Regions from separate parts of the Homo sapiens genome. Here region 1 is linked to region 2. Evidence: chromatin contacts called from ENCODE Hi-C or POLR2A ChIA-PET data. All regions are on one chromosome and are shown on one strand. Each heading gives the region's core, a stretch centred on a gene start or an enhancer-like site at or near the end of the contact. The rest is flanking DNA. Distances are from core to core; before and after follow the strand shown.

Region 1 (3,690 bases), core at 801-3,300, 130 kb before region 2:
CTTCATCCTCTCCTTCTGCCTTCTTTCTAGTTTCTGTCTTGGGTTCATCTGGTTTGGTTTTAGCATATCTGTGTTCTTACCTAAACCACTCCAACTCTTCTTTGTAGAAAAATGTAGCGCTAAATTGATAAACTAAATACTTCACAGGGACCTTTAATGACTGACATGAATCTAAATTTGCCTACTAGAGAACTCTCTATGCATAGAGAAATGTTCCAAATCCTTATTTCTGGCCAAAGACCTGTGTATTATTTTTACTTTCCCAGATAATTACCTTTAACATTATTGGATTTTTCACATACAGTTAGATGATTTTCACACTGATAATTTGGGAATTACATTGCCCCTAAGTTAACCCTTTTCTACCTAAAATTAAATTTTGCTGCTACCCCAAAACATGAGGAAATTGAATGCCCCCAAGGGCTTTGTAGTTCAAGTCATAACACAGTGGTTTAACACCTATAGAACCCCTCTCTGATCTTTTGGGATTATTTTTATCAATAAAGTGAAAAAATGAGGGAGGGAAGAGGGAATACAGGAGAAAGGCATCACACTTTCCTGATATTTCTCAACATAACCAGCAACTACTTTCCATTCCTTTCAATGCAGCCACTAGGCCCTGAAATACAGTGCACAGATGGTGTTAGAAAGGACTCAGGCCTTGTGTGACCTTCCTGGTCAGTGATTCTTCCTGGCCCAAGTCCAAGAAAGACCTCCACCCATGACCGTGAAGTGAAAACTTATCTAACTCAGATACTACAACTCCAACCATCTCCAGGTGAAAGTAGTCCTTTGGACCAAGAGACTACAACCTTTCTCATATGTGATATTTTGTAAGGTGCCAATAATAGGCTCAGCAATGGGGACCCCAGGTCTGAACACAAAACTGTGAAAGAAATTATTGAACTCTGAGAATGTCACCTAATAGAGAGACTGCTGTGCTCAGAGTATGAGACATGGGTCCTAATCCCAACTGTACCACTGATTTGTTGTGTGACAACAGGTGAGTTTATCTGTCCACACTCCAGTTTCCTCACCCGTAGAAAGGGATACCCACCCTGCCAACTTTACCCATATATTATGAAGACAAGTTAGCAGATGACTTAGTGCTTAGAAAAGTTAAAGCACTTGGAAATGAAACACATTAGTATGCAGTCTCCTTCCCCATCCCCTTTCTACATCTCATTTTGTGTTTCTCTTGCTGAACCTCTCCAAGAAACCCTCTTAAGCAATGAAAGCAAAGCCTTCTCTTTGAGCATCAATTCTGTAATCCTCCAACTGTATTTGGAAGGGAAACAAATTCTCCACCATGTTAAAGGCCTGTTTGTCCTCCTCTTCCCCCTAACAAAAAGAAAAATTGCAATAACTATCACTATTAATATATATATATCACTATGTTTGTCACTATTAAGCATATATCAAGTAAGTGACTTGCATTGTCTCATTTGATCTCCACAAAAACCCTCTTTGATAAGTATGAGTAGCCCCATTTTACCAATGAGGAGACTGAAAATGAGTTTAAATAATATGCCCCATTCAAACATCCTAGGGACTTCCAAATCCCAGTGGTGGAAGAAGGAATCCCTTCATGTCAGAATTTCGGGCACTCTAGCAAGCCTGAAATCATGTTAATAGCAAGTTAGAGAACTTTAGTTGGAGGATTGGAAGGCTTGCTTTTCTGCATTATCCTTCAAACCTCCCCTCAGGGAGCACCTATGAAAATAAATCAGTTCCAGAGTTCTCACCCAAACTGCTTTCAGGTTAGACAGCCAAGGATTCCAGAACAAAAGTATCCAGTGCAATTTAAAAAGGGGAGAGGCACACAACAGGGAAGCATGTCAAAGTGTGCACAAACAAGCTCGCCCTCCACCACCAGGCGTATTTACAAGTGACCACGTAAATTGTGATTTAACGGTCCAGCATGTGGTATAAAATGTCAGCAACTTTCACAGAGAGAGAAGTCTGGTTTTTACACCCACACAGCACTGTACACTTGACTTGAGCGCCCCGAAAATTCCCCTAAGCATTTTTATCATTACGTATCACTCGTATCACTACACAGTTTAGTCAGCCAAACCATATCCTTTTCCAGCTTTAGATAAATTGCCTTCTGACAAACTGCACACAGACAAAATATCACGAAGTCCCCAAGTTGTAATCTCTACCCTGTTTTTCTACAGAGATGAGTAAGATTTTCCTATTTAGTTTTTTTAAGTACATAAGCAGCAGATGCATGTAATATACGAATATTGTCATTAGTGTGTTTACTCGCTTTCTTGAAATATATCTGAGTTTTATCACTACCTTCGCCCAGATTATGCCACTTGCCACAAGAAAATTACTGCACAAAGACATATTGGTTTAAAAAAAGAGGTGGTCATTTGCCTTTTCTGAACTCTCATTATAATGGATAAAGCTTTAGCTGTACTTTTGGGGAAAATGAACATCATCAAAAAGTGTAAGCCTTGTCATTTTTACCAAATGTCATTTTTACCGCTTTGTCATTTTTACCAAACTTACAGTCAACATTTAAACAAATCTTTTAATATACTGTAGAGAAGCGAACTTTATAAACCATTACAAAATGTTTAATCAGAATTCATTTTAGCCAATCTAGTAAGAGGTCAGCTCAGTTTTCTGTGCTGTAACAAAGCTACGTCTATTTTTAAGAGAATACAGTAACTAATACTTTATTCATCCAGCTAATATTAAACTTATGTTCAATAGCTATTAAGAAACATACTTAAGACTACGACTGCAGGTAGAAAAACACACACACAGTTTCTAAATACCCTGTACTTATTAGAGTTGCTAATCCAAAAAAAGTATTTGTCATGTAAATGAATATACACAGCTCTTTGTCAAGCTAACGAAACTTGTGATAAGTAACACACACACACAAACACACACACACTGGCAAAGCTAGCAACCACTGGCCAAGTAAACCAACAATAGAGCTAAGAACAGCAATAGAAATATCCCCGGACACCTAGTACCTAATAGTGCCCAGTGAATGGTAGAAACTCTGTGTTTGTTCACAAATACTAATGGGTTTTAACCTAATAGAAATGTCTTCGGGAGAATTGTAAATATGTTGGACATCAGAAGTAGGTCAGAGGCATCAATGTTGAACATTTTTCACATCACAGTTTTATTGTTTTAATTTCCTACTTGAAATTAATATACTACTTTTTGAAATTAGTGTTACGCCAGATGCTGAGTTTATTTTCACATCTTAAGTGTATGAGTTTTACTTTCAGTTTTTACCTAACGAGACACATGTCTTGATCAATATACATTAGTTCACGCAGTTGTCTACAAAGCCAGGTGCTTTCAAAATGATTATATTCTATATTTGTAGAGTACCTTAAGAGTTTTCCATTGCTTTCATGCCCATTATCTCATTTAATGCAAATAACAACCATGTGCATGAGAAGGACAGCATTATTGTCCCTGTTTTACAAGTAGGAAATGAGATCCAGAGAAGTCAAAGTGTCTGGGCCAATGTCACAGAAGTAATGAGTGGCGAAAGTGGGACTGGAATCTAGGCCTTCAGGGTTTTCCTTCAACATGCCACCCATACATAGTGCAACAAAACTACAAACCATAAAATTAATCCCAGAGAAGCTATTTCTACTATACCTCCATTCATTCAACAAGTGTCAGTCTAGCACCTACTATGCCAGATGC
Region 2 (3,657 bases), core at 697-3,196:
AAAATTATTTTGGCCGGGCGCAGTGGCTCATGCCTGTAATCCCAGCACTTTGGGAGGCCAAGGCGGGCAGATCACGAGGTCAAGAGATTTAGACCATCCTGACCAACATGTTAAAACCCTATCTCTATAAAAATACAAAAAAAAAATTAGCTGGGCATGGTGGTGCGTGCCTGTAGTCCCCGCTACTAGGGAGGCAGAGGCAGTAGAATCGCTTGAGCTCCGAAGGCGGAGGTTGCAGTGAGCTGAGATTGCACCACTGCACTCCAGCCTGGCTACAGAGGGAGACTCCCTCTCAAAAAAAAAAAATATATATATATATATTTCTACCATTAGCTCTGGACATTGTAGTCATAGATGGGAGAATGTTTAGTGAAAAAAGGAAACTTTTGAAGTGATATAATCCAACTCTCATTTTACAGATGAGAAACATGAAGCGCAGATATGTTAAATTAAATATCTTTACTGCTCAGAGCACTTTTTTTTTTTTTTTTTTGGAGAAAGGGAGGGGCTTCTAATACTATTATGGCCTACTGCCTGCCTGTAGATAAAAGGTAATAGGAAGACTATGTAGCCATCACTATTGGACAAACCCAAGAAAGATATCTTATTTTGATCATAAGTATATATTTTCCCCTCAAGATTCTTGTTGGAGGATCCATTCCACCTTTATCTATTACCACAGACACAAAAGGGAAGTTCCTTTACACAAATCAATAATCATCCACAATAAAACCCATGAGAGAAGCTGGAGTTAGTTGGCAAAGCCACAGCATTTTACCACTCCTGGGAGGAACATTTACCTATATCCATATGTATGCATACCTGTAGCCTCTCAGTTGTGCTTCAGAAAAATCCCAGTTGCATACATTACAGTGTGTGACCACTGGAGTTGTGTATCACAGGGACACTTCATATATGTTTTATAGATCAAATTAATGACGGCAGGCTAATTGCCATAATAGATCATCCCCAAAATATATAGTGGCTCAAAGTTGTTCTTGCAAAACAAGTTTACTTTACTATTTCTTTAGTAGTTTCCAAGGTCTTACTGTACCTAAGCATTTAGGACCTAACTTCCAAGGTTTCCTTGGAGGGGTCAGTCTGTTGGGAGTTTTTTAGGGACAGGAGCTTAAAGTAGTTGATTTCTTTAGTTGACTTAAAGAGCTTAAAGTAGTTGACATCCATTCTCATTCCACTAGCTAGAGCTTAGTCATATGCCCACATCTAACTGCAAGAGAGGCTAGGAAATGAAATTTATCTGTACGGCCATGAAGTGAGAACATGGATTTTGATGTCTAGCTGGCTGTCATTGCTTACTTGAGTGCCCCCCTCCCTCCCAAATTCCTAAGTGGTTACCAAAAAATAAATTAGCTGACACAATTATGCTTCAAATAGAAAAAGTTAATAGTGAAACAAAGGGACTTTTATTTAAGAATTAACCTCTATCGTTTACCTCCTTTAGGCAGAATTGTTAATTTTGCATACCAATAGTCAACTGGCAACTGAAATCTCAAAATGAGGAAAAAGCAAATTTTTACAAGCATTACCTTTACATACATATTTAGATGGAGTTTGGCTTGGTTTTCTTATTCCATTACTAGTCAAATTCACAACTCAGACTTATAGCTCCTTACTTGTTTTAGGGGCTACCCTATTATTAAATGATGTTTGAAAAATACTCAACTTTTTACAACAAAGATAGCAGTTCCACAAATGAAAACAGCAGTAAGTTAGGTCTGTTTGTTTCCTTTGGATAAGTTGTTATAATCCTCAAACTGTACTCAACTATTCAGTTTTTCATAGAAGCACTGCATGGTTGCACTTCTGAAATCAAAAACAGGAAGTATGCCATATAAATGTCAGTAAAACTAAAACTCAGTTCTATGGTTTGATGTTTCTCTTCCTGCTGTATTTTCATATTATGTATGATTTTATGTGTACTTAGAATGACTGCGTAAAGGCAAACACTAATCTTACCTGATTTGTTTTCTTTGACAGCCTAACACAGTTTTAGGTTGGGTATGGGGGGCATGGAGGAAACCTGTGAAATAACCTAATATTGTAACTTTCATGGAGGGAAAGGAAAGGGCCAAGAAACTGCTGTTAATTTGGCATTGTTAGAAATTGCTTTTATGTATAGGCTGCCCAACTTTATTATTGCCAGAATACAGTATAGATAAAGAGGGCAGAGTCTTTTAACTATTTAAAAATCTACTACAGAAAAAAACTGTTACACTTTGTCTTATTTTGACACCTAAGCAATTCTTGAATGTGTTCCACTACCTTAATTCCTTCATGAGACAATTAAGGAGTGGCCTAAATACTGTGAAAATCCAGGATATCCCTGCTTGTTCTCTGTGAAGAAGTAGGAGTCTTCTTATAGTTAATTAATATTTCCAATATAACACCATTCCACAGAAATTTCTATAGAAATTCCAAGAAAATATTTAAACTGACCAGTCCAGAAGTTTTACGTTACTTCAAATATTTCTGGAGAAATGTTACGAACACATAGGTGTCTCTGTAACTTTAAAATGTTTTTCTTTAGGAAACTGTTTCTCTTTAGTTTGTACTTAAATTGAACACTGAAGGAACAATTTACAGTCACATACTATAGGAGTGAAGTAACAAAAAATAGAGCCTGTCTAAACTCCCTTGAAAGACCACACTGACCCAGAAAATATGGCTTAAAAGACAAAAAGGTACCCCGATTGTTTACTGTCTTTTTTTTTTGCAGCATATGAGGCACTGTTGAGTGGCACATACAATATATATAACATTTGAGGCATTATCTTTTGATTGAAAATACAGAAGAGATATGGGTGTATGTGAGAAGTAACATAAATAAGGGTAGGTTAATGAAGTGCAAACTATACATAATTGCTAAAGGGATGTGGAAAATCAAGTGATTTAAATCTAGATTGATATTGGGTAGAAGTCTGCTGGAATAGGCAAATCTTTTTTTTTTTTTTTTGGAGACGGAGTTTTGCTCTTTTGCCCAGGCTGGAGTGAAGTGGCGTGATCTCAGCTCACTGCAACCTCTGCCCCCCTGGGCTCAAGTGATTCTCCTGCCTCAGTCTCCCAAGTAGCTGGGATTACAGGCGCCTGCCACCACGCCCGGCTAATTTTTGTACTTTTAGTAGAGATGGGGTTTCGCTATGTTGAGACTGGTCTCAAACTCCTGACCTCAGGTGATCCACCTGTCTCAGTCTCCCAAAGTGCTGGGATTACAGGCGTGAGTCACTGCGCCCAGCCAGCAAATCTTATGTAGAATTTTTAAGGAGTGGTGAATTTGGATTGCCAGAGAGAAAAGATAACCATTCATTCATTCATCAAAGATTTATTGAGTGCTTACTGTGTGCCAGGCACTGTTCTAAAGACACAGCAGCAAACAAAACTGTTATAGAACAGGATAAGGCAGGTCATCTCCCAGATACGACACTTTGATAGGAACACAAAATACAAATAGGAGAGTAGAAAGAGATGAAATACAAAGAGAAAGAGCTGATATTGGGCTTATATTAATATTGAAAGGCCTTACATGCTAGATATTCTAAATGGGAGAAACATGCTGGAAAGATACTTGGCATGAATGAACTTATGTCCCTATGTTCAGAACAGACTGCTTTCCCTTCTCTGTTGGTTGGCTCTTCTAGC

What was found. A loop is a pair of places that touch in the nucleus more often than their neighbours do. ChIA-PET counts read pairs that join two places held with the same protein, here RNA polymerase II (POLR2A). Pooled maps may share reads with other maps.
Region 1: a loop to region 2 is called in a pooled map, with 2.6 times the contacts of the local background. The contact joins two enhancer-like sites. A Hi-C loop is called at or near these places in 5 of 50 pooled maps. POLR2A ChIA-PET finds 5 or more read pairs at or near these places in 3 of 52 experiments (CD4-positive, alpha-beta T cell, activated CD4-positive, alpha-beta T cell and activated T-cell).

Annotation. Positions count from the first base shown.
Region 1 is chr13:50,235,436-50,239,125 of GRCh38, reverse strand. All of the region lies in intron 2 of DLEU1 (deleted in lymphocytic leukemia 1), which reads right to left. LOC124900337 (a long non-coding RNA gene) reads right to left here. Exons shown (of 2, transcript XR_007063796.1): 2 at 1-3,690. Among named protein-coding and RNA genes, the nearest start is that of DLEU2, 110 kb to the right of the region's middle. Within about 2 kb of position 2,050, at least 4 of the 41 ENCODE cell types and tissues checked have a DNase peak (open chromatin) inside an H3K27ac peak, as active enhancers do.
Region 2 is chr13:50,104,965-50,108,621 of GRCh38, reverse strand. The region is part of intron 1 of DLEU2 (deleted in lymphocytic leukemia 2); the gene reads left to right. All of the region lies in intron 2 of DLEU1 (deleted in lymphocytic leukemia 1), which reads right to left. Among named protein-coding and RNA genes, the nearest start is that of DLEU2, 19 kb to the left of the region's middle. Within about 2 kb of position 1,946, at least 3 of the 41 ENCODE cell types and tissues checked have a DNase peak (open chromatin) inside an H3K27ac peak, as active enhancers do.